2 separate regions of the Homo sapiens genome follow, and region 1 is linked to region 2. Evidence: read pairs that join two places in POLR2A ChIA-PET (ENCODE). Cell type or tissue: CD4-positive, alpha-beta T cell. All regions are shown on one strand. Links, peaks and the distances in the headings refer to the core of each region. The heading gives the core; the rest is flanking DNA. Region 1 has its middle 9.1 kb from the start of ZFYVE16. Region 2 has its middle 28 kb from the start of SPZ1.

Region 1 (12,006 bases), core at 4,353-6,852, 53 kb before region 2:
AGCCTCCAGAGTAGCTGGGACCACAGGCGTGCATCACCATGCCCAGATAATTTTTATTTTTATTTTTTTAAAGACAAGGTTTCACTATGTTGCCTATACTGGTCTCAAACTTCTGGGCCCAAGCAATCCTCCCAATTAGAATTCAAATTCAGGTAATCAGGTAGTCAACCTCCCAAAGTGCTGGGATTACAGACATTAGCCACTGTGCCAGCCTAACAATTGCTATTCTTGATGGTTATATTTCTTTTTATAAATTGATCAGTTACATCCATGTTGTTATATCAGTAGCCTATGAATTTGGCTAATGCAAGTATAAGTTCCCTGGAGCACAATTACTTGCAAATACATTTTAAAACTGAATTTCTTAGTCTACTAAACTGAGAATAAGATACAGGGACTTGATGACCACTCCACATGTTTGTCACTATATGAAGACTCGTTTGCTCTGTTTTTGTTTCTGTTTTTGTTTTTTAAGGAGAATTAATAAGTTTGTTCATATAAAATTTGTAGCCTTTGATTACCTTTTAATGCCAAATGTCTACTAAAAATTTAATCTGCTAACAAAGCAATTGCAATACTTTTAGTAGATGTTTAGAATTATAATAACCTTTCCTAATTATGCTTTGAAAGAGTATTTAATTTGGGTTCCACAAAACTTCTGATCTATAAAGTAGTAAAAATAGATGAAATCAACCAACAAACCAAAGTTCAAATCAATGACTACTACTTTAGCCCAATAGTTCTCTGTGGAGGTGAGGGGTGATTTTGCCTCCCAGAGGACGTTTGACAATCTCTGGAGGCATTTTTGGTTGTCACCACTGAAAGAATGCTACTGATATCTAATAGATACAGGCCAGGGATGCCGCTAACTGTCTTGCAATTCACAGGAGAACCCCCAACAACAAAGAAGTTTTCAGCCTAAAATATCAACAGTGCCAAGGTTGAGAAACCCTGATTTAGCCAGTGAGTGGTTTAAAGCTAGTATATTTCTTCCAATTCCTAGTAAACAGTTCCTTTTTTTTTTTTTTTTCTGATGACCACAGCGGCACAAATGTGAGTTCAGAAATTCAGAACTGGGTTTTGAACTTCTACATAAGGCCCTATACCAATGAAAATTAAACTTTGTACCAAGTAGTACCCAAAGTTAACTAGATTAGAGATAAAAAATCTACAATGACCAGTTTTATGGAGCAGACAGCTGGTCAGTTGTACTCTGGCACAGAAAAATGCTCCATTCCTATTGTTCAGTTGCACCAGACACACGTATCATCACTTATTACTAAGAACCACTTTATAAATAGCTGTCATTTATTGATCACCTACTGTTTTCAGCCTTTATCTTATAAGTAAACCAGGTGTTCTCGCAGTATGAACATTGTTGCTCATCCATAAACAAAACCTGAAGTTCAGGATTTCTCCCTGCTGTTATAACTACTTTGTTAAGTACAGGCTGTTATAACTACTTTGTTAAGTACAGCAACACTTACTGGTCAAGGCCTTTATCAAAACAGCAAACTGAAGAACACACTCTCAACAGCCCATTCTCCTTTTGTACAAAGTGCTATAATTTAGTATTGGTTCTTGTGAGAGAGGCTTTTCAATTCTCTAAGGAAAGTTTTAGTTGTGGTGCTCAGATAATCGCTGTAGATCCTTGTATTTAATACAGCAACTGTATTTACTTAAAGTTATAAAGTCAAAAAGCTCAAATAACCAATATTTTTTCTGAGTTCTTTAGAAATATATGACAAACAATAAATTAATGACATAGCAATGATTTGTTGATAAACATAATAAATCTTATGAGCTTTCTATATCAACAGTAAAAAAGAGGAATAACTGGTGTTTAATTCAACAAACACTTATTCATTTTTTTTTTGTTGTTTTGTTTTGTTTGGTACAGGGTTTCACTCCCATTGCCTAGACTGGAGTGTAATGGCTCGATCTCGGCTCACTGCCGCCTCAACCTCTGTGGCTCAAGTGTTTCTCCTGCCTTAGTCTCCCAAATACCTGGGACTATAGGCGCATGCTACTGCACCTGGCTAACTTTTGTATTTTTTGTAGAGGCAGGATTTCGCCATGTTGCCCATGGCTGGTCTGGAACTCCTGGGCTCAAGCCATCCACCGACCTTGGCCTCCTGAAGTGCTGGGATTAGAAGAGTGAGCCACCAAGCCCAGACAGTTTATTAAACATAATTGCATTGTTTTTCCTATTGATCTTGCAGTCATTGCAAGATCTTGCAGTGCTTTTGAATTGACAAAGAAAATAGAGATAAAGTTACATGAATTTTTAGAATTAAATTGTGTTTTATTATATTAAGGTGATTTCCTTAACCATTATAATAAATGAAAGCTTATTCAATTAACCTGGTCCAACCCCTCTCTACACATATATTCAATAAGCAAAAAGAAATGGTCAGTATGGCATGAACCTTAAATTATTTTTTAAAACCAATTGTTATTTTATAATACATTGATTATATTATTTTGTTAACAGATTCAACAATTGTAGCTATGTTAGCTAGTGGTTTCATGTTATTTTGTAACATGTAGTTATGTTACTTTGTAGATTCATGTTACTTTATAACACTAAATACAAGAAATGTGGCTTAGTTTTTGGCTTTGGAACTGAGTAATAAGGAAAATCAACAAGCTACTAAAAACTCAAATGCCTTTCACACACAAATGAAATTGAACTCTGTATTACCTTTATTTGTTTATGGGTGTTTCTTCTGCTGTGCAGTGCATTATGCTAGGAGTTGGAAGAAAGGTGAATAATTCATGTTTTTTGCCATGAAGAAGTTCACAATCCACTGTATCATTCTTTTATTTACTAACAGATATTTGAGAGACTGATGGCAGGTGATAAAGTTACAAGATCTTTGTGTAGATTCTTGGTCAATTAAATTTTCCATGAATTCCTTTGTTGATTGAAATGAAAAAGAAATCTGCATATCAAATTCAGTGTCAAATCAAATATTGACGAAAACGTATCCTTGGCAAAGTTTGGATCATAATTGCTAAAAAATTCCATGTGTCAGCTTTGGCCTCTAAAGAGCTCAGTTTATAACAGTGGTTTCTGCATTTGAGGAAATCATCCCAAATGTAACATGTCTGGGCAATTTATTCCCTAGACCAACCAGCCATGACTGAATAATCTACAGTTATTATTATTATTATTATTAGACAAGCTCTCACTCTATCATCCAGGCTGGAGTACAGTAGCCCAGTCATAGCTCACTGCAGCCTCAAACTCCTGGACTCAAGTGATCCTCCCACCTTTGCTCCCCAAGTAGGTGGGACTACAGGTGCTTACCACCACATCCAGCTGATTTTTAAATGTTTTTCTAGAGACAGCGGGAGGGGGTGAGGGGTGGTGGGAATGTCTCATTGCGTCGCCAAGACTGGTCTCAAACTCCTGGTTTCAAGTGATCTTTCCACCCTTGCCTCCCAAAGTGCTGGGATTACAAGGCGTGAGCCACTGCGCCTGGCCAGTTTTTATTATTTTCAAGAGAAACAGGTATCCTGATGATTTTAAGAGGCTTAAATTCCACAATAATATGAACTCCCAAACCTATTCACTTTTCATAAGTAACCTGGGTAAAGAAAATACCAAAAGCAAATTAAACTTAACTGCAGTATTGCAATTTTTCATTTCTTTCCTGTTTCTTGGCTGGTCTTATGCTAACATGCAATTTTAGAACTAGGGATTCTTTGCCCCAAAGCACAAAATGTGACCTGGAACTATTAGTTATCCACTGGTATTTAAGTGCTATATAACCATGTTAAAACACTCATATTTCAAGAAAAAGGAATTTTAAACTTTTTTAAAGAAGATAAGACCTTTGTTAAAATTATCCGCTGGTCCATGGCCATTAAGATCAGCTGTTTGGAGCAATGTCACTGCTATTGATTGACTATGTTCTCCAAAATTCATGTATTGGAATTTAATGGCCAATATGATAGTATTAAGATGTGGGGCCTTCAGGAAATAATTAGGTCATGATGAGGGCATAGTCTTCATGGACAGGATTAGGACTATTATAAAAGGGCTTGGAGCCTGGGTGACATAAGGAGACCCCATCTGTATAAAACTTTTTTTGTTAAATTAGCCAGGCATGGTGGCGTGTGCCTGTGGTCCCAGCTAGGAAGGCTAGGGCAGAAAGATTGCTTGAGCCTGGGAGGTCAAGACCTGCATGCAGTGAGCTGTGATCACACAACTGCTCTAGTCTGGGTGACAGAGCAAGACCCTGTCTCAAAAAGAAAATTAAAAAATAAAAAATAAATAAAAGGGCTTGGTGATATGGTTTGGGTGTACTTGAATTGCATCTCCCAGAATTGCCACGCATTGTGGGAGGGACTCAGGGGGAGGTAATTAAATCATGGGGCCAGTCTTTTCCATGCTATTCTCATGATAGTGAATAAGTCTCTTGAGGTCTGACATGGGTTTATCAGGGGTTTCTGCTTTTGCTTCTTCCTCATTTTCTCTTGCTGCTGCCATGTAAGAAGTGCCTTTCACCTCCCACCATGATTCTGAAGCCTCCTCAGCCATGTGGAACTATAAGTTCAATTAAACCTCTTTTTCTTCCCAGTCTTGGGTATGTCTTTATCAGCAGCATGAAAATGGGCTATGAAATGCACTTGGGTTCACTCTCTTCCACTCTTCCATGTGAGGACACCAAAACAGCACTATATAGAAGGAACAAACCTTCCCCAGACACCAAACCTCCTTACACCTTGATTTTGGATTCCCAGCCTCCAGAACTGCAAGAAAATAAGTTTCTGTTCTTTGTAAATTACCCAGTCTTAGGTATTTTGTTATAGCAGCACAATATGACAGTCACTAATGAAAAAAATGGTTACAGTTTTGATGATCATGAGAACTAATTTTTTTTAAATGCAAAGAAAAGTTTGGAAAGAAATTCACTAAAATATTAACTGTGATTATCTTTGGATGGTAAATCATGAGTGATTCCCCTCTTCTTTCTGAGAAAAAAAAACTTGAATAATTGAACTCTTTCTTTTTAAAAGTATTGCTAAATTCATAATTAAGTCAACCTATTACCTCACATTTATGATGCAATCTCTGCATACAGTATATTGCATGACTGTGCATCACAAGCCACAAATAAACCAAAAGGATGAATGAGCACTTGTGTCTGGTTGCTGCCTTAGAGGTGGCAACAAGAAACAGTCATTCCCAAGGCTCAAGTATGATACAGCTTCAACATCATGACACAGGTTCTCTCATCAAATTATTTGCCAAATATTTTCAGTTCTTCTTTCTTCTGGTCATATGATGGCAGCGTACTTCCTGGCCCCCTTGAGGTTAAATAGGGCCATGTGACTGATTCAGGCAAATAAATTGTGAGCAGAAATGACATGTCATTTCTGGACTGAATTCTTTACTCACCAATGTGAGATCCTACTGATCCTACTTTCCCTCTGGCATAACAATAGACAAGATTTGATACTGTGACTGCTCCATCAGCCTGAGTCTCTGTGGGATTTCAATGAACAGAACACATCTAGAGGAAGAAAAAAAAAAAACCTTGTTGTTTTGTGCCCTGGGATTTTGAGAGTGCTTTAGTACCGCAGCATAATTCAGTCTATCCTTGAAGATAAACTGGAACTTTGTGTTATGCCCCTGAGATTTGTGGCTGGCTATTCTGATTGATACACTGAGAGAGTGCTTCAACGAGACTATCTGCAACAGCATTGTTTCCTGGCATGTTTTTCCTTTGCAAGTGAATTACTCTATATTCATTGTCACAGATCTTATTTTTATCTATACACCCACCCCATTTTATCCCCTCTCCCCCACAATTAGATTATCTTGAGGCAAAGCTCATTTATTATATATTTTATCTCTAAATTTTTCTACATGTATATTTAAAAGATAAGTAGAAAACCTACAAAGTGGAAATAATGTAATCAATCCCCTCGTAGCCAATCCCATAATCCAGCTGCAATATGGACAACCTAGTTTCATCTATTCCATTACATACCCATATGATTTGAAAGCAAATGCCATATGTTGTATTATTTCATCCATAAATATTTCAATATATATTTGCAAAAGAAAATAACTCTGCCTGGGGGCAGTGGCTCATGCCTGAAATCCCAGCACTTTGGGAGGCCAAGGCAGGGAGATCACCTGAGGTCAGGAGTTCAAGATCAGCCTGGCCAATGTGGCAAAACCCCGCTCTACTAAAAATACAAAAAAAAAAAAAAAAAATTGCTGGGCGTGGTGGTGCATGCCTGTAATCCCAGCTACTTGGGAGGCTGAAGCAGGAAAATCGCTTGAACCCAGGAGGCAGAGGTTGCAGTAAGTGAGATCCAGCCTGGGTAACAGAGCAACACTCTGTTTCAAAAAAAAAAAAAAGAAAGAAAGAAAAAGAAAAAGAAAAAAAGAAAGAAAGAAAAGAAAAGAACTCTTCACAAAAATCTAATGATAATACCATAATCATTCCTGAAAAATTTTAATAATAATTCTTCAATATTACCAGATATTTAGGTACTGGTATTCATATTTCTAATTGTTTCATAAATGTCATAATTTTAATGGTTTAAATGAATCAAAATCCAAATAAGATCCACATACTGAGATTAGTTCATGCATAATAATGTTTCCTGTTTCTTTTTTGTTCCTAACAGTTTATTTTTGAAAAAAGTTGTGTCTTTCGGCCTGTAAAATTGACAATATCTACATTTTTCTTCTTTGCATACATCCTCCCCATTGTATCTTTTAACATGTTTCTCTCCCCACTATGTTTCCTGTAAACTTGTAGTTAGGTCTAGAGGCATGGTTTGATACAGGCTCAGTGTTTTGGTAAGGCTGCTTTATAAGTGGTGTTGTGTACTTCGATCAGAAAACACATGATACCTTGTTAGCTCTCATTCAGTGATGTTAACAAACATTGATAATTGCTGCTTGGATCCATTCTTTGATTTGGGGTTTGCAAATGATGACATTCTTTTTTTTTTTTTTTTTTTAGATGGAGTCTCACTCCGTCGCCAGGCTGGAGTACAGGTGTGATCTCGACTCACTGCAACCTCTGCCTCCCAGATTCAAGCAATTCTCCTGCCTTAGCCTCCCAAGTAGCTGGGAGTACAGGTGTCTACCACCATGACTGGGTAATTTTTTGTATTTCTTAGTAGAGATGAGGTTTCACCATGTTGGCCAGGCTGATCTCAAACTCCCGACCTCAGGTGATCCGCTGGCCTCAGCCTCCCAAAGTGCTGCGATTACAGGCACAAGCCACCACGCCTGGCCCAAATGATGACATTCTAATCTATCATTTCTTCTTGGAATTGACTACACGTTTTTCATATAGTTTAAAATATAGTTACACATTTTTTTTTAATTCCCTTAACAACTATTTAGTTCTCCTGAAATAAAGTTTATGCAGGAGGCCAGGTGCAGTGGCTCACACCTGTAATCCCACACTTTGGGAGGCCGAGATGGGTGGATCGCGAGGTCAAGAGATCGAGACCATCCTGACCAACATGGTGAAACCCTGTCTCTACTAAAAATACAAAAATTAGCTGGGCATGGTGGTGCGCACCTGTAGTCCTAGCTACTCTGGAGGCTAAGGCAGGAGAATCGCTTGAACCGGGAGGCAGAGGGTGCAGTGAGCTGAGATCGCACCTCTGCACTTCAGCCTGGTGACACAGTGACACTTTGTCTCAAAAAAAAAAAAAAAAAAGTTAGGGGTGGTTCCAAGATGGCCCAATAGGAACGGCGCCAATCTACAGCTCCCAGTGTGAGTGACGCAGAAGAAGGGTGATTTCTGCATTTCCAACTGAAGTACTAGGTTCATCTCACTGGGGATTGTCAGACAGTGGGTGCAGGACAGTGGGTGCAGCCCACTGAGCATGAGCTGAAGCAGGGCAAGGCATTGCCTCACCTGGGAAGTGCAAGGGGTCAGGGAATTCCCTTTCATAGCCAAAGGAAGCTGTGACAGATGGCACCTGGAAAATTGGGTCACTCCCACCCTAATACTGTGCTTTTCCAATGGTCTTAGCAAATGGCACACCAGGATATTATATCCCACACCTGGCTTGGAGGGTCCTGCGCCCATGGAGCCTCGCTCATTGCTAGCAAAGCAGTCTGAGATCGAACTGCAAGGCAGCAGCGAGGCTGGGAGAGGGGCACCTGCCGTTGCTGAGGCTTGAGTAGGTAAACAAAGCGGCCAGGAAGCTTGAACTGGGTGGAGCCCACCACAACTCAAGGAGGCTGGCCTGCCTCGGTAGACTCCACCTCTGGGGGCAGGGCATAGCTGAATAAAAGGCAGCAGAAACCTCTGCAGTCTTAAATGTCCCTGTCTGACAGCTTTGAAGACAGTAGTGGTTCTCCCAGCACAGAGTTTGTGATCTGAGCACGGTCAGACTGCCTCCTCAAGTGGGTCCCTGACCCCCGAGTAGCCTAACTGCGAGGCACCCCCCAGTAGGGGCAGACCGACACCTCACACAGCCAGGTACCCCTCTGAGACAAAGCTTCCAGAGGAATGATCAGGCAGCAACATTTGCTGTTCAGCAATATTCACTGTTCTGCAGCCTCCGCTGCTGATACCCAGGTAAACAGGGTCTGGAGTGGACCTCCAGCAAACCCCAACAGACCTGCAGCTGAGGGTCCTGACTGTTAGAAGGAAAACTAACAAACAGAAAGGACATCCACACCAAAACCCCATCTGTACGTCACCATCATCAAAGACCAAAGGTAGATAAAACCACAAAGATGGGGAAAAAACAGAGCAGAAAAGCTGAAAATCCTAAAAATCAGAGCGCCTCTCCCCCTCCAAAGGAACACAGCTCCTCACCAGCAACGTAACAAAGCTGGATGGAGAATGACTTTGACGAGTTGAGAGAAGAAGGCTTCAGACGATCAAACTTCTCTGAGCTAAAGGAGGAAGTTCGAACCCATTGCAAAGAAGCTAAAAACCTTGAAAAAAGATTAGACGAATGGCTAACTAGAATAACCCATGTAGAGAAGTCCTTAAATGACCTGAGGGAGCTGAAAACCATGGCACAAGAACTACGTGACGAATGCACAAGCTTCAGTAGCCGATTCAATCAACTGGAATAAAGGGTATCAGTGATTGAAGATTAAATGAATGAAATGAAGCGAGAAGTTTAGAGAAAATAGAGTAAAAAGAAACGAAGAAAGCCTCCAAGAAATGTGGGACTATGTGAGAAGACCAAATCTACGTCTGATTGGTGTACCTGAAAGTGACAGGGAGAATGGAACCAAGTTAGAAAACACTCTGCAGGATATTATCCAGGAGACCATCCCCAATCTAGCAAGGCAGGCCAACATTCAACTTCAGGAAATACAGAGAACGCCACAAAGATACTCCTCCAGAAGAGCAACTCCAAGACACATAATTGTCAGATTCATCAAAGTTGAAATGAAGGAAAAAATGTTAAGGGCAGCCAGAGAGAATGGTCAGGTTACCCACAAAGGGAAGCCCATCAGACTAATAGCGGACCCCTCGGCAGAAACTCTACAAGCCAGAAGAGAGTGGGGGCCAATATTCAACATTCTTAAAGAAAAGAATTTTCAATCCAGAATTTCGTGTCCAGCCAAACTAAGCTTCATAAGTGAAGGAGAAAAAAACTCCTTTACAGACAAGCAAATCCTGAGATATTTTGACACCACCAGGCCTGCCCTACAAGAGCGCCTGAAGGAAGCAGTAAACATGGAAAGGAACAACTGGTACCAGCCACTGCAAAAGCATGCCAAATTGTAAAGACCATCCATGCTAGGAAGAAACTGCATCAATAATGAGCAAAATAACCAGCTAACATCATAATGACAGGATCAAATTCACACATAACAATATGAACCTTAAATGTAAATGGGCTAACTGCTCCAATTAAAAGACACAGACTGGCAAATTGGATAGAGTCAAAAACCATCAGTGTGCTGTATTCAGGAGACCCATCTCACGTGCACAGACACACATAGGCTCAAAATAAAGGGATGGAGGAAGATCTACCAAACAAATGGAAAACAAAAAAAGGCAGGGGTTGCAATCCTAGTCTCTGATAAAACAGACTTTAAACCAACAAAGAGCAAAAGAGGCAAAGAAAGCCATTACATAATGGTAAAGGGATCAATTCAACAAGAAGAGCTGACTATCCTAAATATATATGCACCCAATAAAGGAGCACCCAGGTTCATAAAGCATGTCCTTAGAGACCTACAAAGAGACTTAGACTCTCACACAATAATAATGGGAGACTTTAGCACCCCACTGTCAACATTAGACAGATCCACGAGACAGAAAGTTAACAAGGGTATACAGGAATTGAACTCAGCTCTGCACCAAGCGGACCTAACAGACATCTACAGAACTCTCCACCCCAAATCAACAGAATATACATTCTTCTCAGCACCACATCGCACTTATTCCAAAATTGACCACATAGTTAGAAGTAAAGCACTCCTCAGCAAATGTAAAGAACAGAAATTATAACAAACTGTCTCTCAGATCACAATGCAATCAAACTAGAACTCAGGATTAAGAAACTCACTCAAAACTGCTCAACTACATGGAAACTGAACAACCTGCTCCTGAATGACTACTGGGTACATAACGAAATGAAGGCAGAAATAAAGATGTTCTTTGAAACCAGCGAGAACAAAGACACAACATACCAGAATCTCTGGGACACAATCAAAGCAGTGTGTAGAGGGAAATTTATAGCACTAAATGCCCACAAGAGAAAGCAGGAAAGATCTAAAATTGACACCCTAACATCACAATTAAAAGAACGAGAGAAGCAAGAGCAAACCCATTCAAAAGCTAGCAGAAGGCAAGAAATAACTAAGATCAGAGCAGAACTGAAGGAGATAGAGACACAAAAAACTCTTCAAAAAAGCAATGAATCCAGGAGCTGGTTTTTTGAAAAGATCAACAAAATTGATAATCTGCTAGCAAGACTAACAAAGAAGAAAAGAGAGAAGAATCAAATAGACACAATAAAAAATGATAAAGGGGATATCACCACCGATCCCACAGAAATACAAACTGCCATCAGAGAATACTATAAACACCTCTGCGCAAATAAACTAGAAAATCTAGAAGAAATGGATAAATTCCTGGAAACATATGCCCTCCCAAGACTAAACCGGGAAGAAGTTGAATCCCTGAATAGACCAATAACAGGCTCTGAAATTGAGGCAATAATTAATAGCTTACCAACCAAAAAAAGTCCACGACCAGACAGATTCACAGCCAAATTCTCCCAGAGGTACAAGGAGGAGCTGGTACCATTCCTTCTAAACTATTCCAATCAATAGAAAAAGAGGGAATCCTCCCTAACTCATTTTATGAGGCCAGCATCATCCTGATACCAAAGCCTGGGAGAGACACAACAAAAAAAGAGAATTTTAGACCAATATCCCTGATGAACATCACTGCAAAAATCCTCAATAAAATACTGGCAAACCGAATCCAGCAGCACATCATAAAGCTTATCCACCGTGATCAAGTGGGCTTCATCCCTGGGATGCAAGGATGGTTCAACATATGCAAATCAATAAATGTAATCCAGCATATAAACAGAACCAAAGACAAAAACCACATGATTATCTCAATAGATGCAGAAAAGGCCTTTGACAATATTCATCCGCCCTTCATGCAAAAAATTCTCAATAAATTAGGTTTTGATGGGACGTATCTCAAAATAATAAGAGCTATTTATGACAAACCCACAGCCAATATCATACTGGATGGGCAAAAACTAGAAGCATTCCCTTTGAAAACTGGCACAAGACAGGGATGCCCTCTCTCACCACTCCTATTCAAATAGTGTTGGAAGTTCTGGCCAGGGCAATTAGGCAAGAGAAAGAAATAAAGGGTATTCAATTAGGAAAAGAGGACGTCAAATTGTCCCTCTTTGTGGATGACATGACTGTATATTTAGAAATCCCCATCGTCTCAGCCCAAAATTTCCCTTAAGCTGATAAGCAACTTCAGCAAAGTCTCAGGATAGAAAATC
Region 2 (12,006 bases), core at 5,935-8,434:
AAGAGCCTACTCATTGTCTTTTTACAAACTCCTAATTGTTAACAATTTTGGTCTTTAGCTGTGATCCAAACCTACACATCACTAGTTCTTGGTGTTAAGACAGTTGTTTGTTAAGCAGGAAAACAGTCCCTCAAGAACAGACCATCAGCTGAGAGCCCATTGTCCTTTTGTACCCAATACTATTTTTTAGCAATTCTTCTTGTTAGAGCTGCTTTTTCAGTGCTCTAAGGACACTCATATTTGCAATGTCTATAGCGATACTCACTGAAGATCCTTGGGAAGAGTGACAGAATAATTCCTTATACATCCAACATTCCAAAGATGAAAACATCCAAATAACCACGTTTTCGAGAGTGACAGGGGTTGGGGTCAGTAAACAAGATAACATAAAATTAGCTAATTATTTTATTGAATTTCTAGTAGTAATATAGTTAGCATAAATTTATGTAAAATTTTTATACTTTCTAGGTCTTTAGTAAAATGTGGGACTATCTGTTGCTCAAGTCAACAACATCTATTGCTTACTGATTTAATTACATTGTCACTCTTGTTGATGATCCTGATGCAGTCACTGCAAAGTCCTGAAATGCCTTGTAAATTATATATATATATACATACATATATATAAAGATAGTGTGTATAACAGTAGAGGCAAGTTTTTAAAAATGTTTTACTCTTTTGAAAATTAATAATGCATATATATTATGTATTGTCAGTCATTCATATTCTAGATATTCTAGATAATGAAAACTTCCTCTAAATCCACTCTGACATTCAGTTGTAATCTCCTTTTTTTTTTTTTTTTTTTAAAAGACAGGGTCTTGCCCTGTTGCCCAGGCTGGAGTGCAGTGGCACAATCACAGCTCGCTGCAGCCTTCACTTCCCCAGCCCAAGTGATCCTCTTGCTTCAGCCTCCCAAGTAGCTGAGACTACAGGTGCACCACCACATCCAGCTAATTTTTGTATTTTTTGTAAAGATGGGGTCTCACTATGTTGCCCAAGCTGGTCTTGAACTCCTGGACTCAATCAATCCACCCACCTTGGCCACCCAAAGTGCTGGGATTACAGGCACGAGCCACCATGCCCTTCTGAAAAATGGCATTTTTTAACCTCTCTAGTCTCCTTTCATATCTCATAACCCAATTTAACCTAATGAGAAAACCAGCAGATGACGTCCCATAGTGGGACATCCCACAACATAACTGGCCAGTACTTCTCAAAACTTTCAAGTTTATCAAAAACATGGAAAATCTAAAAACAGTCATAGTCAGGATGATATAGTTTGGCTGTGTCCCCGCCCAAAATCTCATCTTAAATTATAATTCCCATCATCCCCATTTGTCAAGGGCAGGATCAGGTAGAGGTAACTGGCTCATGAGGGGGGTTTCCCCATGCTATTCTCGTGATAGAGGGTGAGTCTCACGAGATCTGATGGTTTTATAAGCATCTGGCATTTCCCCTACTTGCATTTCTTCCTGCTGCCTTGTGAAGAAGGTGCCATGTTTCCCCTTCACCTTCCACCATGATTGTAAGTTTCCTGAGGCCTCCCCAGCCGTGCTGAACTGTAAGTCAGTTACACCTCCTTCCTTTGTAAATTATCCAGTCTCTGGCAGGCCTTTACAGCAGTACGAAAATGGACTTGGCTGTGGCGGCGGCAACATGGCGGACGTGATAAATGTCAGTGTGAACCTGGAGGCCTTTTCCCAGGCCATTAGTGCCATCCAGGCGCTGCGCTCCAGCGTGAGCAGGTTGTTCGACTGCCTGAAGGATGGGATGCGGAACAAGGAGACGCTGGAGGGCCGGGAGAAGGCCTTCATTGCGCACTTCCAGGACAACTTACATTCGGTCAACCGGGACCTCAATGAGCTGGAACGTCTGAGCAATCTGGTAGGCAAGCCATCTGAGAACCATCCTCTTCATAACAGTGGGCTGTTAAGCCTGGATCCTGTGCAGGACAAAACTCCTCTCTATAGTCAACTCCTTCAAGCATATAAGTGGTCAAACAAGTTGCAGTACCATGCAGGACTAGCATCTGGCCTTTTAAATCAGTAGTCGTTGAAGCGTTCCGCTAATCAGATGGGAGTATCTGCCAAAAGTAGACCAAAGGCTCAGCCCACAACTCTTGTCCTACCACCTCAATATGTTGATGATGTGATCAGCCGCATTGACAGGATGTTTCCTGAAATGTCCATCCACTTATCCAGACCCAATGGAACATCAGCAATGCTTCTGGTGACCTTGGGAAAGGTGTTGAAAGTGATCGTCATCATGCGGAGCCTGTTCATTGATCGAACAATAGTAAAGGGATATAACGAGAATGTCTACACAGAAGATGGCAAGCTTGATATATGGTCCAAATCCAACTATCAAGTATTCCAGAAGGTGACAGACCACGCCACCACGGCCCTGCTCCACTATCAGCTGCCCCAGATGCCGGATGTCGTAGTCCGATCCTTCATGACCTGGTTAAGAAGTTACATAAAGCTGTTCCAGGCCCCATGCCAGCACTGCGGGAAGTTTCTGCAGGACGGCCTTCCCCCGACATGGAGGGATTTCCGAACCCTCGAAGCCTTCCATGACACCTGCCGGCAGTAAGCCCCCACGCTGGCCCCAGCGTGAGACCCCACCCGGCAACTTCCCAGACACTCAGGAAGCCCACAGAAGGCTCAGCTGGTTCCTCACTGCCCAGATGTGTACAGCCGCTCCTCCCTTTCAGCGCCATGTGTGCTGAGGCCACTCTTGAGGAGCAGACCCCCCCTGTGGCTGATGAGACTAATTATTCCCACTAGCCAGTGGACTGAAGGCAAAGAAGACTTTTCTAGAACCTGATAGAAGGAAGCTGTGCAGCATGCTCCTCGTCCGTGTGTGTCGGCAGTGCTGGTGTCTTGTCGTTTCCGCGAGCTATTACTAGAATGAGCCCTTGTGTTCATGGGTATCGTCATGCGGGGTTCTTGTGTTTTGTGGGGCTTGGGGTTTGGTAACTTATTTTTATAAGCAATAAACCTTTTGTACCCCGGAAAAAAAAAGAAAAGAAAAGAAAATGGACTTATACACAGGAGAAGCCTAAGGAGACATAACAACTAAAGGTAATGGGGGACTCTGGAACAGAAAAAGGATATTAAGTTAAAAACAAAGGAAATCTGAAGAAAGTATGAATGTTAGTTAATAATAAACAAACAAAAATTGTGGATTTTCACTCATATTACTTTGAAACATACTTATTTCAGAAGATGTAGTTAGAGTTACAAGTTATGGTCTGTTGCCACAGAACTGAATAACTCATTCTGCAGGTCATCAGAACCACGGCTATTTTTCTGTCTTATTCCTGTTCTGGCCAACAAAACTGGTCCTGGACCAGAAAAGAATTTTTAACAAGTATGCTTTCTTTTCAGAAAATAATTAGTTGTTTTCTTGAAATATAGTTGTTTTAAAAGAAACACATGCTACTTATTTTTTAAAAATACTGTCAAACCCAATGGTTAACTACAAATCTAGGAATTCTAGATCATGTGCTATTCTTCAGGGTATTTATTTCCTTGTTTAAAAATGTTTATTATAAAGTCGAGCAGGGTGGCTCACGCCTGTAATCCCAGAACTTTGGGAGGCTGAGGCAGGCAGATCGCCTGAGGTGAGGAATTTGAGACCAGCCTGACCAACATGATGAAACCCCAACTCTACTAAAAATACAAAAATTAGCCAGGCTTGGTGGCAGGCGCCTGTAATCCCAGCTACTCAGGAGGCTGAGGCAGGAGAATGGCTTGAACCCGGGAGGCAGAGGTTGCAGTGAGCCGAGATCGCGCCACTGCACTCCAGCCTGGGCCACAAGAGCGAGACTTCGTCTCAAAAACAAAACAAAACAAAAAACAAACAAAAAGTTTTTTATAGTAAGACCAATTAAAAAGCAATGAACATTGAGAGGTAAACTATAAATAGCTCAATCTTATATGCTCCTGGTATTTTCTCCATCCAAGTTATGTATAAGTGGGAAATGGCTTACTTATAAACAATATGATTTTACAACATGCTACTAGGTAATTTAAATTCTTAAAATCATCAACAAAATTTGATTGACATTCAAAATCGTGAAGCCGTTGACGATTCCTTAAGTCCACTCATTCAGTTAGAAACAAATGAGATCTTCTCCAGAATTCTTTTTTTTTTTTTTTTAGACGGAGTCTTGCTCTGTCGCCCAGGCTGGAGTGCAGTGGCGCGATCTCGGCTCACTGCCAGGCTCCGCCTCCCGAGTTCACGCCATTCTCCTGCCTCAGCCTCCTGAGTAGCTGGGACTGCAGGCGCCCACCACCATGCCCGGCTAATTTTTTGTATTTTTAGTAGAGACGGGGTTTCACCATCTTAGCCAGACTGGTCTCGATCTCCTGACCTCGTGAATCGCCCGCCTCAGACTCCCTAAGTGCTGGGACTACAGGCGTGAGCCACCGCGCTCGGCCTCCAGAATTCTTTTAGGAGTTATTTCTCAAGTTACATTAAGAGATTCCTTTTCATTTATATTTGATTTGGTACTACATCTGCTGTACAAATTTCTTCTTCATTTCAATTAACATATGAAATAATAGAAAATTTAATTGACCAAATCTCTTCCAAAGTCTCTGAAGTCTTTTCTCAGTATATGCAAGGAGAGAAATAATCAGTAATTCAAAATAATTGTCACAATGTTGTAATTCACCAAATCCTTCACTCCTCCAGAGCAAAAACATCTATTGCTTATCTTTCTGATTCTCACTGACTGTAATGTAGTGTCTTGCATACGACAAGTGCTCAAGAAGTAGTGAAGAAATAAATAATAATGTAAAGGGCAGTTTCACTTTGTGAAAGACATTTGAATTTTTGATAGCCTAGTTACTTTCCTTATATTAAAACTATTTATATTTCTTGACAAATACCAACTAATCGCAGAGGGTAATACCTTAGCTTGTTATAAAAGAAAAGCTAAACTGTGATAAAAAAATTTTTCTGTGGTTAATCCATAAAATACCCAAATCATACACAGGTAACCAAAAGTTGACTATGGTGTGATTACACTATGTAAAATAAAATAAATAGACAAAAAACTAGCATGAGTTATGTTATTAAATATTGCTATCTTTGAAAGATGGATATATTTTGGGGTTGACATTAATAGAATCTGGAATAAGGGGTAGCTATACTTTTAGATTTTAGGATCTATTACTTCAATATTATTACACAATGTCTCTGAGTCTCCCAAAATATTTTTCAAGTGACATGGTGCAAGAGCATTATTTCCTCATTATGCTTCTCTAAAACATGTTTTTCCTTCATAAGTAAATGACCTTATACTTATTCCTATTATAACTCTTCAGGTAAATATATATTGCATTAATTTCCATGCACATATGTAATTTTCCAGGGTCATTTTGAATTCTAATTCAGTTCCCCAGGATATCAGAGATCCCTCCTAATTCCGTTTTTTTTTTTTTTTTTTTTTTTTTTGAGACAGAGTTTTGCTCCTGTTGCCCAGGCTGGAGTGCAATGGCGTGATCTTGGCTCACTGCAACTTCCACCTCCCAGTTCAAGCAATTCTCCTGCCTCAACCTTATGCGTAGCTGGGATTACAGCCACCCGCCACCACGCCTGGCTAATTTTTGTATTTTTAGCAGAGACGGGGTTTCACCATGTTGCCCAGGTTGGTCTCGAACTCCTGACCTCAGGTGATCCACCCGCCTCGGCCTCCCAAAGTGCTGGGATTACAGGCATGAGCCACCACGCTCAGTCTGAGATTCCTCCTAATTCTGTATCTTTAACATGCCTAAGCATTTTCACAATTCTTCATCAAAATACCTAATACATGCAATAATCACAAGTAGCATCCATTGACATAATCTCAATTCAAAAACAGTGATGATAATTATGCCACAAATAGACAATGCAGTTAAATTCAAATCCAAGTAAGGTCTAGTTATGATTCTGTTAGGTTCCTTTTTTTTTTTTTTTTCCTTTCGCTGACACAAAGTGCTCAATAGAAAAACTTTTTCAGGCTAGGCACAGTGGCTTACGCCTGTAATCCCAGCACTTTGGGAGGCCGAGGCAGGTGGATCGCCTGAGGTCAGGAGTTTGAGACCAGCCTGGCCAACACAGTGAAACCCCGCCTCTACTAAAAATACAAAAATTAGCCAGGTGTGGTGGCAGACGCCTGTAGTCCCAGCTACTTGGGAGGCAGAGGCAGGAGAATTGCTTGAACCCAGGAGGTGGAGGTTTCAGTGAGCTGAGATCATGACACTGTACTCCAGCCTGGGCTACAAAGCAAGACTCCGCCTTAAAAATAAAAAAAAAATTGAAAAACTTTTTCAAAAATAAAAGTTTGGCCAGGCATGGTGGCTCACTTCTATAATCTCAGCATTTTGAAAGGCTAAAGAGGGAGAACTGCTTGAGGCCAGGAGTTTGAGACCAGCCTGGGCAATATAGTGAGATCCCATATCTATAAACATTTTTAAATTAGCTGGGCATGATGGTGCTTGCCTGTAGTCCCAGCTACTCAGGAGACTCAGGTGGGAGGATTGCTTGAGCCGAGGAGTTTGAGGCAGCAGTGAATTTGGATTGCACCACTGCACTCCAGCCTGGGAGACAGAGTGAGACCCTGTCTCTTAAAAAAAAAAAAAAAAAAAAAAAAAAAAAAAAGGCCGGGCGCAGTGGCTCACGCCTGTAATCCCAGCACTTTGGGAGGCCGAGGCGGGCGGATCACCTGAGGTCAGGAGTTTGAGACCAGCCTGGCCAATATGGCGAAACCCCCTCTCAACTAAAAATACAAAAAAATTAGCCGGGCATGGTGGCAGGCGCCTGTAGTCCCAGCTACTGGGGAGCCTGAGGCAGCAGAATCGCTTGAACCCAGGAGGCAGAGGTTGCAGTGAGCCGAGATCGCGCCACTGCACTCCAGCCCGGGCGACAGAGCAAGACTCAGTCTCAAGAAAAAAAAGTAAGTTTGTTTTTGCATCTGAACCAAATGCTTGACAGCTCTATACCAGGAAATTCACACTAGGACTCAAAATGACACAGATACTTCCAGGCTTAGAAGAGATCTATAGAGAGAACAGCTAACTGTTGGTGGCCTAATTCTTTTACCACTTACCACTTACACTGAAGCCAGAAACAGATGTGAACAATAAGTTATTCTTTTCTTTAACAAAGATATTTTTGAAAGAGAAGGATGAAAAATATGACTAAGATATTTTTTGAGTTATATGAACAAACTGGGTGAGTTATTTTTAAAAATCAACTGGAGGTAGTATATCATGTGTTCATCCCAAGACTAAGAAGCATGACCCAAGAATAAGAGATAGAGTTTGTAGCTTCTTTCAGGCCTGGAAAGGCAACAGGAAACTATAGGGGCCACCTGGTGGCAGAGGACCAGAGAACGTGGGCATGTTCTAAAGTCAATGGGGAAGATCAGGTGAAAATTGTCCTTGAAGCTGCTTGCAGCCTCAGTGCCCATCAGACAGCAGCTCTGCAGAGCCAATGAAGCGACCACCTAGGACAGAGGGCCAGCCCTACCCCCCTATTTTCTGAGACCTAGGAGCCCAGAATTCTTGTGTAATTCCATTGAGGTAAAGAAGGAGCCCCTAACTAACTGAGGCTGACTTTGTCCCTCAGTTTCACCTCAAAGCTGATTAAGTTTGATTTAGGGAAATAAGGCTCTGTGGCTTTTTGCCTCCTACTGTTTAGCACCCACTAAATATGGTTTTGGTTTTTGGGGTTTTTTTTTTGAAGACAGCATCTCCCAGACTAGAATGCAATGGCACAACCAGGGCTCACTGCAGCCTCAACTTTCTGGGCTCAAGTGATCCTCCGCCTCAGCCTTCCTAGTACCTAGGACTACAGGTGTGTGCCACCACGCTCGGCAAAATTGTTTTAAAAAAATTTTAGTAGAGATGGCGTTGCACCGTGTTTCCCAGGCTGGTCTTGAACTCCTGGACTCAAGTGATCCTTCCACCTTGGACTTCCAAGGTTCTGGGATTACAGGCCACTGCAACAAGCCACTAAATATGGTTTTAAATTTCTCAATAAAGAAAAACGGAATAGAGTAGGAATACTGCTTGCTCTCTGTATAAGCATTCTCAACTACCTTGATTAGTATTTTCTCTTCCTGGAGTGTGGTGATCAGTAAATCTTAAATTTATTTCTTCAGATCAAAAGTAGACTGTAATGGGCACAAGATGTGTTTTTTCCCTGTCTACTGTTTAATCTAGTTTTTTGTTTGTTTGTTTGTTTTTTGACGAAGTCTTGCTCTGTGACCCAGGCTGGAGTGCAATTGTGCAATCTGGGCTCACTGCAACCTCCGCCTCCCGGGTTCAAGCCATTGTCCTGGCTCAGCCTCCTGAGTAGCTGGGGTTATAGGTGCCCGCCACCACACCCGGCTGATTTTGTATTTTTAGTATAGACAGGGTTTCACCAAGTTGGCCAAGCTGGTTTCAAACCCCTGACCTCAGGTGATCTGCCTGCCTCGGCCTCCCAAAATGCTGGCATTACAGGTGTGAGCCACCGCACCCTGCCAATTGTATTTTTAGTAGAGACGGGGTTTCACCATGTTGGCCAGGCTGGTCTTGAACACCTGACCTTAAGTGATCTGCCCACTTCAGCCTCCCAAGTTGTGGAGATTACAGGTGTACACACACAGACACACACACAATGACAGTTAAACAGTTAAAGAAAAGTATGCACTAAATGGAAAAAGGGACTCTTTATGTGTCTGCTTCCCCATTAAGGTCTTACAGGGTGCTTGCAGTGGTTCCAGTTTACAAAGGGACTAAGCTTATGTAGGACTTTATTCTCTCTGTGGCGTTTTCTCTCTCTTTATGACCATTTCTATCCAGTGTCCTTTTAAGGTCAAGGGCTCCTAAACAAGCTCTCTGGCCTTTGTTAGCTTGATGACAGTAAGTTTCCTCATATGCTTTTTTCCAAAATGGAATTTTCATCCTTTTAATCTGTTTTTGCAGTTTTGTTGATGGCCTATATCCCTATTGAGTTCCTTTCTGAGCTTTTCTTGTTGCCTCTATATTTGAAACTGGAGACATTGAAACATCTCTTGGAATAAGAATAACACTATTATGCCAGGTGCAGTGGTGCACGCCTGTAGTCCCAGCTACTCTGGAGGCTGAGGGAGGAGTGCCTGAGGCCAGGAGTTTAAGGCTGCAGCAAGCTATGACCGCACCTGTGAATAAACACTGCACTTCAGCCTAGGCAACATAGTGAGACCCCCATCTCTAAAAAGTACAAAACAAAAAAAGAATAACTCTATTAAATTTTGTATATATAGACTCAGTGGGCTCTGTGGCTATTCAGATCCAGAAAAAGGACTGTCTTTAGATCAACAAGTTTTGAAAGTAGAGAAAGGATATTCAGTCACTCCTAAAAACACTGGTGGTGATCACATTGTCATTTGTGTAACTTTGCCCATAAAGCTGAAAGCAAAGACCCTTCCTTTGACCATGTTAAGACAGAAAAAGAAGATGGCTATCTACAAGACTAGGAGGGAAGCCTCTGAAGAAACTAACCCTGATAACACCTTGATCTCAGGTGTCTGGCCTCCAGAATTGTGCGAAAATAAATTTCTGTTTTGTTTTTTTTGACGGAGTCTCGCTCTGTTGCCCAGGCTGGAGTACAATGGCGTGATCTCGGCTCACTGCAACCTCCGCCTCCCAGGTTCAAGCAATTCTCCCACCTCAGCCTCCTGAGTAGCTGGGATTACAGGCATCCACCACTAGGCCCAGCTAATTTTTGTATTTTCAGCAGAGGCAGGGTTTCGCCATGTTGGCCAGGCTGGTGTTGAACTCCTGACCTCAGGTGATCCACCTGCCTCGGCCTCCCAAAGTGCTGGGATTACAGGCGTTAGCCACCATGCCTGGCCAAATTTCTGTTGTTTTTTTTTTTTTAAAAAAGACAATTCCTTAACTCCCCATTCTTTCTCTTTCTCTTCTTAGGAAAGACCTCATTTACTGCCTGTATTTCCCCACCTTGACCAAAGCTGTCATCCAGTTAGGATTTCAGCCAGTTACTCCATTAAACTGCTTTTAACTGCTCTTGGTAATGTCACAATGACCTCCAACTTCTAAATTCAGTGGATATTTTCCGTTCTCATCTTATGTGGTCTCTCAGCATTTGATAAACCTGACCACTCATTCCTCCTTGAAACAGTCTCTCTCTTTGATTCACCTGGAAGCTTCTTCAAGTCTCCCTTGAACTCTTCCACTTTTATCAGATTATTTCATTTTGGAGGTCCTCAAAGCTCTCTGAATTCTCCTTTCATGATGTCACACTAGTCTAAATGATTGCGTCCACTACCATGGTTTAATGACCACTTACATGTTGATGACTCACAAAGTCATATCCTTAGGCCAGGCTCTGCTTCTGATCTCAGGATCACATATTCAGCTGGTTGCTGGACAATGTCAAGAGCTACGAATGGCCTGAGATTTTACCTTAGTTTTAAGTTAACTAATTAACCTGACACAATTTTATAAGCTCTGCCAGAAGACATGAGACTCTTGAGTCAAAAACAAACAGCGGGCCAGGCACAGTGGCTCACGCCTGTAGTCCCAGCATTTTGGGAGGCCGAGGCGGGCGGATCACCTGAGGTCAGGAGTTCGAGACCAGCCTGGCCAACATGGCGAAACCCCATCTCTACTAAAAATACAAAAATTAGCCGGGCGTGTTGGTACACGCCTGTAATCTCAGCTACTCAGGAGGCTGAGGAAGGAGAATCACTTGAACCCAGGAGGTGGAGGTTGCAGTGAGCCAAGGTCATACCACTGCACTCCAGCCTGTGTAACGGGAGCAAGACTCCCTCTTAAAAAACAACAAAAACAAAGCAAGCAAACAAAGGGCTTTGTTATTCACAGAAGAGGAAGCATGAGCCTCATGTTTGCATCTGTGCATTTACCACCAAGACTCCACAGTGGCGACAGAAAGTTGGGCTCAGGTAGATGCTGCACAGTCTGTGGGTTTGTCTCATAGCTAAGGAACCCTGAACTTACCTGAACTTAGGAAGTCTCAATCTTTTTTTTTCTTTCTTTTTTTTTTTGAGACAGAGTCTCAACCCTGTCACCCAGGCTGGAGTGCAGTGGCATGATCTTGGCTCACTGCAACCTCCGCTTCCTAGGTTCAAGTGGTTCTCCTGCCTCAGCCTCCTGAGTAGCTGGGATTACAGGTGCCTGCCACCATGCCCGTTAATTTTTGTATTTTTAGTAAAGACACGGTTTCACCGTGTTGGCCAGGCTGGTCTCGAACTCCTGATCTCAGGCGATCCGCCCACCTTGGCCTCCCAAAGTGCTGGGATTACAGGCGTGAGCCACCATGCTCACCCTCGCCCTTTTTTTTTTATACAGGGTCTTGTTCTGTCACATAGGCTGGAGTGCAGTGGCATGATCACTTCTCACTGCAGCCTTGACCTCCACAGGCTCAAGTGATCCTCTTACCTCATCATGCGCTACTACATCCAACTAATTTTTGTATTTTTTGTAGAGATAGGGTTTCACCATGGTGCCTGGGCTGACCTTGAACTCCTGGGCTCAAGTGATCCACCTGCCTCAGCCTCCCACAGTGCTGGGATTACAGGCATGAGCCACTGCACCTGACCCTGAACTCTCAATCTTTTAAAGGAGCTGATGTCTAACCTACCCAACCTTTACCCTGGAGAGAAACATTATTGGAGAAACATCTTGGATGGTAAAAAATCCTGCTCTCTTCCCTGGAGGGAAATGCTATTTCAATCTTTCAAGGCTGTTCACCATACAAACACCTTTGAAGGAGGTTGTCTGGAAAAAAAAAAAAAAGCTGCCACAATAACTCAAAAACCCATGAAGAATTGTCTCCCAACAGATATTTCTCCATGTTTCTTTAACATATACCTCGCCTAATACCTGGCATAAAACAGATGCTTAGTAAAAAATTGTTGGTTAATATGCCTAAGAAAAACTAATGCTTAAGGAAGAGGGTCAAAGGTATCAGGCACCACATAGAGATAAAAGAATAATTGGA

Evidence for each region. Peaks named below come from ENCODE experiments on the same cell type or tissue, not always from the same donor. Only the 100,000 strongest peaks of a DNase experiment are listed, where the experiment ranks them.
Region 1: POLR2A ChIA-PET joins it to region 2 with 5 read pairs; 6 of 35 experiments call an interaction of 5 or more read pairs at or near these places.

The regions. Positions count from the first base shown.
Region 1 is chr5:80,392,970-80,404,975 of GRCh38, reverse strand. No RefSeq gene overlaps it. Among named protein-coding and RNA genes, the nearest start is that of ZFYVE16, 9.1 kb to the left of the region's middle. In CD4-positive, alpha-beta T cell, for the core only: no CTCF peak of the experiment used is centred there; DNase peaks (open chromatin) are centred at 4,385 and 5,295.
Region 2 is chr5:80,341,610-80,353,615 of GRCh38, reverse strand. It overlaps the pseudogene CRSP8P. Among named protein-coding and RNA genes, the nearest start is that of SPZ1, 28 kb to the right of the region's middle. In CD4-positive, alpha-beta T cell, for the core only: CTCF peaks have their summits at 7,037 and 7,336; a DNase peak (open chromatin) is centred at 7,375.